Regions from separate parts of the Homo sapiens genome. Here region 1 is linked to region 2. The links are chromatin contacts, found by Hi-C or POLR2A ChIA-PET in ENCODE. All regions are on one chromosome and are shown on one strand. Each heading gives the region's core, a stretch centred on a gene start or an enhancer-like site at or near the end of the contact. The rest is flanking DNA. Distances are from core to core; before and after follow the strand shown. Region 1 overlaps ZCCHC7 (zinc finger CCHC-type containing 7). Region 2 has its middle 39 kb from the start of PAX5.

What was found. Hi-C counts contacts between places; a loop is a spot of excess contacts on that map. ChIA-PET counts read pairs that join two places held with the same protein, here RNA polymerase II (POLR2A). Pooled maps may share reads with other maps.
Region 1: a map with no recorded cell type shows a loop between it and region 2 (2.0-fold over the local background). The contact joins two enhancer-like sites. A Hi-C loop is called at or near these places in 8 of 168 maps with a recorded cell type or tissue (CD4-positive, alpha-beta memory T cell, CD8-positive, alpha-beta T cell, Caco-2 and 4 more), 18 of 37 single-sample maps with no recorded cell type and 14 of 50 pooled maps. POLR2A ChIA-PET finds 5 or more read pairs at or near these places in 11 of 52 experiments (AG04449, CD4-positive, alpha-beta T cell, GM12878 and 7 more).

Annotation. Positions count from the first base shown.
Region 1 is chr9:37,288,487-37,293,756 of GRCh38, forward strand. The region is part of intron 2 of ZCCHC7 (zinc finger CCHC-type containing 7); the gene reads left to right. Among named protein-coding and RNA genes, the nearest start is that of LINC01627, 100 kb to the right of the region's middle. Within about 2 kb of position 2,538, at least 8 of the 41 ENCODE cell types and tissues checked have a DNase peak (open chromatin) inside an H3K27ac peak, as active enhancers do; they include OCI-LY7, where a contact is called at or near this core.
Region 2 is chr9:37,071,128-37,076,285 of GRCh38, forward strand. No RefSeq gene overlaps it. Among named protein-coding and RNA genes, the nearest start is that of PAX5, 39 kb to the left of the region's middle. Within about 2 kb of position 3,849, at least 3 of the 41 ENCODE cell types and tissues checked have a DNase peak (open chromatin) inside an H3K27ac peak, as active enhancers do; they include OCI-LY7, where a contact is called at or near this core.

The sequences.
Region 1 (5,270 bases), core at 1,288-3,787, 220 kb after region 2:
CCACATTATGGTGAATGAATATTTCTTTTGTGGTCAAAATCATCAAACATTTGTCTATATTTACTGCCCCTGAATTCTCTCCTTCAGTTCTCTTTTTAATCCAGCCAGGTTTTTGCATCACCATTCCATCCAAACTTCTCTTAATAGGATCACCAGTGACTTTCCTAATAAATTCAAGGGTCAGTTCTCAGTCTTTTTCTTACCTGCCCTATTGGTGGCATTTACCATAATCGATAACACCTCTTCTTTGATAGATACATTGTGTTTAGTTGGTTACGGGGCACTGACCTATTCCCCCACCAAGTTTCCTCTCACCTCACTGGTTACTCCTAAATTCTTGCTCATGTTCTATCCTTTCTCTACACTCAAACCCTTGGTACTCTCACCCAGTCCTGTTCTAAATACCATCTCCATGCCATAATTGACAAATTTTATTTCCGGTTCAGATCTGTCTCTGAAACTTAAGACTCATAATCCAGTATCCAATGGCATACTCCACATCTTCATTTGAATATTTTAATACTATTGCTAATCCAGCCTGTCCAAACTAAATTCATCTTTCCCTCAAAACATGTTCCTCTGCATTTTTTAGTTGCAGTAATTATCATTTTAGTTGCTGAGGCCAAAAACCTGGTAGTCATCTTTTACTGTGTTCTTCTTTTACTTTTTTTTTTTTTTTCTGAGGTGGAGTCTCGCTCTGTCGCCCAGGCTGGAGTGCAGTGGTGTGGTCTCGGGTCACTGCAACCTCTGCCTCCCGGGTTCAAGCAATTCTCCTGCATCAGCCTCCCAAGTAGCTGGGATTACAGGCGCCTGCCACCACACCTGGCTAATTTTTTGTATTTTTAGTAGAGACAGTGTTTCACCATGTTGGCCCGGCTGGTCTCGAACTACTGACTTCGTGATCTGCCCGCCTCGGCCTCCCAAAGTGCTGGGATTACAGGCATGAGTCACCACGCCTGGCCTCTTTTACTTTCATATCCAGTTCTTCAACAAATCTTATTAGCTTTACCTCCAGATTATATTCAGAATTCCTCTACTTCTCAGCATACCCACTACTCCACCCTGGTCAGAGGTACTATCTTTTTTGGACTGAATTATTGCAGTAACATTCTAACTGATCTCCTTGCTTCTATACTTGCCCTTCCCATCTATTTTTTCTTCTCAGTGGAGTGATTCTTTGAGTTATAAGTCAAATCATATTACTCTTACGAGTTTTTGTTTCACTCAGAGTAAAAGTCAAAATCCTTATAATGGCCTACAAAGCCCTTCATAAACTAATACCTCTGTACTCTTATCTTCACATTCCCTTCATTTTCTGCACTCTAGCCATACTGGCCTGTCTCCGGTTCCTTAAACACATCAGGAATATTTTTGCCTTAAGAACTTTGCTTTGGCTGTGCCTACTGCCTAGAATGCTCTTACCGCAGAAGTACATGGCTAATTCTTCCATCTCCTTTAAGTTGTTGCTTAAATGTCAGTGAAGGGTATTCTGTCTACCCTATGTAAAATTATAACCCGTACCCAATTTCCATTACCCTGCTCTACTTTTTCTTTTTTCCAAAGCTCTTATGCCTCTCTAATGTACATCATTTACATATTTAATATGTTTGGTTTTTAATTGTTTCACTTTCCCACTAGACGATAAGTTCTATCAAGGAAAGCAATGTCTATTTTGTTCATTGATATGTATATCCCAAGCATCTAGAATAGTGCTTGCAAATGATAGTAACTGAGTTAATATTTGTTGAATAATAAACGAATGGTAAATATTGGGAATAATTGTAATGTTTAGTTTAACCCTGAATATACCGTCAGGTTTATTGGACCCAATTTTAGTTTGAAAATTTTTTTTTATTTTGAGTGTTTCTAACTATTTGTAAGAATTGAGGCCAGGTGCAGTGGCTCATGCCTGTAATCCCAGCACTTTTGGAGACCAAGGCGGGTGAATCACTTAAGCCCAGGAGTTCAAGACCAGCCTGGGCAACGTAGCAAATCCCCATCTGTACAAAAAATACTAAAGTTAGCCAAGTGTGGTGGCATGTCGCAGTAGTACCAGCTACTTGGAGGGCTGAGATGGGAGGATTGTTTGCACCCGGGAGGCGGATGGAGGTTGCAGTGAGTTGAGATGGGGCTGTTGTACTCCAGCCAGAGCGACAGAGTGAGACTCTGTCTCCAAAAAAAAGGAATTGATAGTACATACTTTGATTCTTTCTTAAACGTCTTCCAAAGACTAGAGAAGAGTTTTACTTTTCTTCACAATAAAACTAATTCTGTTTCAGAATTACTGTGTGGGTACATTGGACCCTTTTATAAATCTAAGATACTTCATGGCCTCCTGCCATATCTTGAAAAACTATACTGTTTCATCATCCTAGGAATAATTTTATCATTACTTATTCATTATTTCCAGTTGTACTGAAAAAGACTAAATTATTAATTTTTTAAAAAAACAGAAGAATGATGAAATTGCCTAGAAGGATAATGCAGGAGTGACATGAATCATCACTGTTACATCATCCTTCACTTTTATTATTGTGCTGCCTAAAGTATTGCATTATCTTTCAAGAATGTGCAGTAGAAGTCTGGAGACACACTGTCTTTATAATCTTCTTTCACTTTCATTGAACAAGGCTGAGAATTCACAATTTTATATTTTCCACACAAAATGGCAAATAGGAAATTGACAAAACATGTTTTCACAATTTTTAGATGAATCAGAAGATGAATGCAAAGAAACACGTAGTCTAGGTACTAGAACCTAATGATGTAATGAACTTCATCTTTTAAGTAATTCTCAGACTACGATTTTTCAGTGGATATTGGTAGATGTTTTTTCTAAAACTCAAGAACTGATAAGTGAATGATGTATTTCTGTGTAAAAAAAAAAAGCAGAGTATTCTCATAGTTACTCATTCAACAGAACATTGTTCATCACACAATATATGACAGGAATCTGAATCATCCTGCTTTGATAAGGACATGTGATTTTTTTTATATTTTATGATATTTGTGCATCTAAATTTACTTCATCTGGTTTCTATCAAATGGGCAAATGCTGTAGACAGGTATATATGCAGGGGCGATTAGAAGGAAATAGATGATATAGAAATGAAAAATTTTTTTTCAATTGATCATTCTGATTGTTGCTTATGAATCTAAAAGTGAAAATGTTTTACAGTTTTTTTGTTTTTGTTTTTGTTTTTTTGAGATGGAATTTTGCTTTTTGAGATGGAGTTTTCTCTTGTTGCCCAGGCTGGAGTGCAATGGTGCAATCTTGGCTCACCGCAACCTTCACCTCCTGGGTTCCAGTGATTCTCCTGCCTCAGCCTCCCGAGTAGCTAGGATTACAGGCATGTGCCACCATACCCGGCTAATTTTGTATTTTTAGTAGAGACGTGGTTTCTCCATGTTGGTCAGGCTGGTCTCGAACTCCCGACCTCAGGTGATCCGCCTGCCTTGGCCTCCCAAACTGCTGGGATTACAGGCGTGAGCCACTGCGCCTGGCCATGTTTTACAGTTATTAAGCAAAGAAGAAATATATTTAAAATCTGATATGAGTATTTTTAAACAGATGTAATCTAGGTTCATGCATGATAATTGATGAGTAGTTGCATTCCACATGTTGCATATTTCAGGTATGTTTATGGAATAATATGCGTTTGCTGTCTTTATAGTCTCATTAAAATGTCTTATAAAATTATTTTTCATTATCTCTTTATTCTTCTATAAATTATGAAATGACTTAGTTTATTAAAAGGTCCCATTGGACCCAGATAGTGAATGGTGAAAACTATTTTTCCTAGTATAAAGGAGCAGGAATATAATGAAAAGGCACTAGAGATGTGAAGATGACTAAACTTGGAGAGATGAAGTACTGGTGGCTGGTAGGGTAGTAGGTAGACTTTTTAGGCCAAGTAAATGAAACAACTAAACTGCTATTAAATTCAGAAAAATTAAAATGTTGTGTAAGAAGAAAAATAATGTACTTCATTCACTACATAGTCATTATATAAATTGAATATAAATTTAACCTGAGGATGGAGGGAGAAGAAATTCAGATAGGGTGTTATAAGATAATTAAATCCTCTTTTATTATGAATTTAGAAATTAGATAGATAAATCCATTAAAAAAAAACAGAATGAACATGATTTAGAAATATTCAAGTAAATACCAAAAGAAATAGCAAGAGGTGTAAGTGGTTGCCTCTTGGGAATGGGAGCTGGCATAAGGAGGAGAGAACTGGTATTGTTTCTTACATGGTATTTTAGTATTTTTAGAGTTTTTAAAAACCATGTGTATTGCTTTGATAAAAATTAATAGTAAAATATGAAACTGGATTTAGAGAGAATCTCGCTGGTATGTATCAAATGAAATTGAAGGCACAGGGAAAACAGTCTTAGATCTCAGGTGATGAACAACTGTAATGACTGGAAGGGGGAACCAAAGTACTGGCTTGGAAAGACATTTTAAAGGAATATAATGTGGAATTTTAAGACCTATTCTGATTGGACAATGGGAGTGAAATATTAGGTTAAGATGCAAACAAACCTGTTTTGAGGCACTCATAACAATAGGGGAGAAGGTATTTATGCCCATTTCAAGTGGAGTTGGAATGGTAGGTTGTGCTTTGGATATGTTATAGCTTGCAATGAATGTAATATAAACATTTGTGATATATCCTGTAAACAGTTTGAAGTGTGAGCCTGAACATGTTTGATCTAAGGTCTGGAGGAAGATGTGAAGCAAATCTGACCTAAAAAAAATTATAGGAAAAAAGCAAATTGTTCTGGATTTGTTTCACCAAGGAACAAGTAAGCAGAGAACCAGACACTGGAGAAAAAAAGGAGTCAGGAAGTAGACAAGGAAATGTTAAAAGAAATAATAGGATAACTGAAAGAATGTAGCTTCCAGATTGCTAGCTATCAGCAGATAGATAGAAACTTTTATACAGCCTTTAAATCTTCCCTAGAAACCTTTTTAAAAGTAGCTTCTTGATTAGATTTAAATGGGTTTTATTTATGCTTGTCATTTTACAGATATTGTAAATATACATATGGTATATTTTCTTTTTGCCTTTTGTGGACAGTTGGAGGTGGGGAACAGGCATCCATAGTCAGTATATTTAAAGGAAGAAAAAACAACTTCCATAATCTTGTTATATTGACTGTTTCTGTTGATACATTTTCCCTTTCTTTCTTGTTTCTTAGTATGATTTGAGGGTCATTTTAAATTTCTGAATAAATATTTTGTAAGCCAGGTGGTTCACTGA
Region 2 (5,158 bases), core at 2,599-5,098:
CAAGGGATCCTCCTGCCTCGGCCTCCCAAATTGCTGGGATTACAGGTATGAGCCACCCTGCCCGGCCGTTCACTAACTGAGCTTTCTTACCAGTCTGGAGCTTTCTTTGGCTAATATTCAGATAGGTAGATTCTCTCTGTGCCAAGAAACCAACATAGATGATAATAAAACCTCTCTCACTATTTCCACGCAGCTGAGCGTAGGCACAGAAAAGAGAAAGTTCCAGGGGGTAAGTTCTGAGAGCAACGGCATAGCACAATGAGAAAAAAGCCATTCTCTGGAGGGAGACATCAAACATTCTGAAGAAACTGTGTGGCAGTTCCAGGATTTTAACAGATCTGTCCATAGCAAGTAAGAACAGGGATTGCTAGAGCCATGCAGATAGAGTTGTTGAAGACTGTACAGGAAACAGGAAGTTTGAGGTATTGGGGATAGGGAGACAGAAACTTCTGCAATTAATAGGTGTGATATAAGAAATACAACACCCATATGCAGACTCGTCAGTCAACCATAGAAGAATATCAGATCCCGAAGGGAGGCAGAGGAAGAGGATATCACAGAGACAGTCCTTTTAAAGCCCCATATTGCTAATGGTTTCACCAGTTGAGTAAGAAACAATGGATAATAATGGTTGAAACACAAAGTATCACGTCTATAGTTTATCATATATAATTGTGCTTAAGTTGACTGTAGTCAACTGTGGCTCACATGACAGAATGATCTTAGTTATTTTCAATTAGTTTCTTTTGTGGTTAATCTAAAGTCCCAAGTAAAATAATTCATGGTAGCATTGCCGCAAAGACATGTCGAAACTGAAAACTGTAGACATAATTCCCGGGTCCGGGACGGGCAGCTGAAGAGAGCAGCCCCTCTATAGATGACACCTAAATAAGCCCTGTTTGAGCATGCGTGATCCTTCATGTCTCATAATCTGTGGATCCAGGGCTCATGGACATTTAAAAGAAAGGCATGCCTTTTTAGGCAGCTTCTCCACATGTTACTGATGACATGCTTCAAGATTTCTTGTGCAGAATCTGATGATTCTTAAATTAGAATCCCAATAGTTTTGCCAGTCAGTATTCATTATATAGTCACTTAGAGCTAAGCCTTGAGGAATAAAATTCCAACTAGGAATAATAATAAAAAACGGGAATGGTGCCCTTGCAATACTAGTTCCTTATCCCTAGGATTTTATTGTAATGAGAATATTATCATGTATGTAGTTTAATTTATAATATATATTTTTAAATTTCATTATTTCATAAGGAAAGGCGGTCTCCAAGAAAAATTAAAAGCCATCTCTATGAATTTCCACATTTTCAAGAACGATTTCATAGGCTGGTTGAAAATTGTGTGCTCTCTCCATCACTTTGCAATTTGAAGAACTGCAAAATCATGAATAATACAAAAGGATGTTAAACTTTTCAACAAATCCAGATGGGTACCAATGTCATTGAGAATTCCTGAGAATCACCTTGATTGCTGCTTCAGACCTAGGAGCCTGAATTGAATATCACTTACCAGTTGGAAGCTATTGGCTTAAGTGACAACAGTTTCTACAATAACATTGGTATCTATATTGTTTACTTTTAAAATTGTACAGACACTAAGTTTGTGCAAATAAAAAACATCCAAACTTTAACATTCAGTCACTTCCCTTGCTAGCCTTCTATTTCTTCTCCCTTATCATTTAGACGTTGGTGCAAATAGAAAGAGTGATGGATTGTGAAATGTAGGCCAGTTTTTTCTTTTGAGACGGAGTTTCGATCTTGTTGCCCAGGCTGGAGTGCAGTGGCACAATCTCGGCTCACTGCAACCTCCACCTCCTGGGTTCAAGCGATTCTCCTGCCTTAGCCTCCCCAGTAGCTGGGATTACAGGCGTGTGCCACCACACCTGGCTAATTTTTGTGTTTTTAGTAGAGACAGGGTTTCACCTTGTTGGGCAGGCTGGTCTCAAACTCCTGATCTCAGGTGATCCACCCTCCTAGGCCTCCCAAAGTGCTGGGATTATAGGTGTGAGCCACCACACCCGGCCTGCAGGCCAGTTTTAACACTAACCTTTGCTGGGGCCTTGCAAATCTCTTCATTTTGCATCTTAGTTGTCCCTTCTGCAAAATGAGAGAGTTGGACTAGATGTCCCTTTCAGCCATGATTCTAGGGCTTCCATTGTTCCACACAGTCACTGGATGAAGAGACACTGCCAATGCAAAGACTGAGCCGCCATGAGAACTCATGTTATGTCTTGCAACTCTTGAGGCTGGGTATAATGTAGGCCTAAAGTCTTTACTTCCAATCTTAGGTAGCAGGGAAATGTGTCCATTTGTGGGTTATGCTGCTCATCATACGTCTAATCCCCGTCTCCCCACACCATGCTAGTCCTGGATATTCAGAGTCAGGGCTTGTTTGTCAACACAGAAGACTCGCACACTTGTGATGCTTTTGCTTATCCTGTTCCTTTGCCAGAAGATCCCCCTGCTTCTCTACCTAGCAAACTCTCATTCATTCTTTTAATTTTGTCTTTTAATTTTATATTTTGACATAATTTCACATTTGGAGAAAAATTGCAAAATCTGTACAAAGAATCCTCATATACCTTTACGCAGATCCCCAAAATGTTAACTTTTTACCACACTCCTCTGTCTCTCTCTCCCTCTAGCTCCCAGAATTTTTTTTCTGAGCCACTTAAGCATCAGTTTCAGACATGATGCCCCTTTACTCCAGGTAGTTCAGTGTGCTCGACCTGAAAAATAAAACCAAGACATTCTCTTACATAACCACAATGTAAATATAAAAATTGGGGAAATAATGTTAATGCAGTACTGTCCTCTAACCTAGATCTGGATGTTGCCAATTGTTCCTTTAATGCGGTACAGTTCCTCGGTCTTTCTTTGCATTTCCTGCCACTGACAGTTTTGAAGAGATAAGTCCAGTATTTTTAGAGTGTACCTCATGGTTATATTCAAGTTACGCACTTTTGATGTGAATGCCATAGAAGTAATGTGCTGTTTTTCTCAATGAATCACATCTCACTTTTTAAAGTGAAAGTCATTCTTCAATCTCCTCCATTCCTACTCCCCTCCTAAGAGGTAAATAACCACTGTTAACGATTGGTATTCATCTAGTATTTTGTCTATGCACTTATATACACACATATCTATACACAGGCACACTTGTACCCTTTAAAAACATAATAAAATGAGAACACTATATCCTTACTGCTCTGCAATTTACCTTTTTTCATTTAAGTGTACGTCTTTGGCAATCTTTCCATGTCAGTGCATGCAGATTCCCTTTATTCTTTTAAAAATGGCATATATATATGTATATATATGCCACATATGTGTATATATATATACACACACATATATATACATATATATACATATATATACATATGCCACATATGTGTGTGCATATATATATATATATATATATATATATACACATATATATATATATATATTTTTTTTTTTCCCCTAGAGACTGCCTCTGGCTATGTTGCCCAGGCTTGTCTCAAACTCCTGGGCTCAGGCAATCTGCCCTCCTCAGCCTCCCAAAGTGTTAGGATTACAGGTGTGAGCCACTGTGCCCAGCCAAACGTGGCATAATATTTTTAAATGGTATAAATGTGTTCTTGTTTAGTTTGTTCCCTACTAATGAATATTTCCATTTTTTCTATCACAATGTTTGTACACACATTTAAGAACATACCTCATTTATAATTGTGATAGATGCTATTAAATAGCTCTCCTAACACACTTTTCCAGTTTGTATTCTCATCTACTGTGCATGAGATAATTTGCATTTTTCTGACTGTTAGTGATGCAGAGCACCTATTCACGGCCTTTGGGTTTCCTGTTCTGTGAATTGCCTGTTAGTGGTCTTTGCTGTGAGAATGCTGAATTGTCCGTCTTTGTCTGACTACTTATTTCTCCAGGCCTCACTCATTTCTGTTCCTCTGCAGAGGCTTCTCCACGTCCCCTAATCAGCCACTACCCCCTCCTCTGCTGTCCCACAACACTGTTCACACCGTGCCCAGGCCTTCATTTACCAACCATTCCATAAAAAATCTACTCATTCCAAAAGTGTCCACTGTGAGCCTTCTCTGTGCTTGGCCTTGGGCTAGGTGCTGGGTGGAGAGACATGAGCCAGTCATCATAGACTCCATGCTAAAGTTCAGTTTTGATATGCAGCTTTGAGCATAGAAAAGAGCATGAGTTTTAGATCTAGACATAACTTGAGTTGAATTCCAGCTTCACCACTTCCCAGCTGTGTAATTCAGAGCAAGTCACTTGATTACTCCAAGTCTCCATTTCCATACTAGTGAGGTGAGGCTAATCCCTCCCTAAGAGAGTCACTTGAAGCTGGACAAGAGACAATATATCTGAAGTGGTTAGCAAGGGCCTGTTACACAGTAGGCTTGCAGTAAATGAATGGTAGTTGAAAGGCAACTGTTAAGAGGTCAAAATCAGTTAGTTCTCAGAGGTTCTAGGAGCCACCAATAAACTGGAAAATAAAAAGGAAGGAGGTAGCTCCTCTCTTTGCAATGCAAAGGATATGGATGAGTGCCGCTTGCCCAGATCCTGCTACAGAATATCTTTCCTGCTCTCTGCAGCAGATTTCTGCTTTGTCCTGGCCCCTCATCCCAATTCAGCTGCGCATTGTTGTCCTACTACCACTGCCGTGGGAAGAACAGGTGCTTCCCTTCTCAAATAAATGTTGGTCTCTTTAGAAAATACTCTGTAAGAAAGACTTCAGGATATTTGTGCATGCTGTCACCCATGATTTCAAGAAGTAGGGGCTGGGCACTGTGGTTCACACTGAGGCGGGAGGACTGCTTGAGACAGGAATTCAAGACCAGCCTGGTTAACACGGCGAGATCCCATCTCTACAAAATGTTTATAGTTTTAAATTAGCCAGGTGCAGTGTGGTGATGCACGCCTGTAGTCCCAGCTTCCTGGGAGGCTCAGGTGGGAAGATCTCTTGAGCCCAGGAGGTTGAGGTGCCAGTGAGCTGTGTTTACACCACTGCACTCCAGCCTGAGTGACAGAGTGAGATACTGTGTCGAAAAAAAAAAAAAAAAGAAAAGAAAAGAAAAGAAAAAAAGGAGAAATGGGGAGTAGAGACAGCTTCAATTAGAAAGAGAAATGCTGTGTAT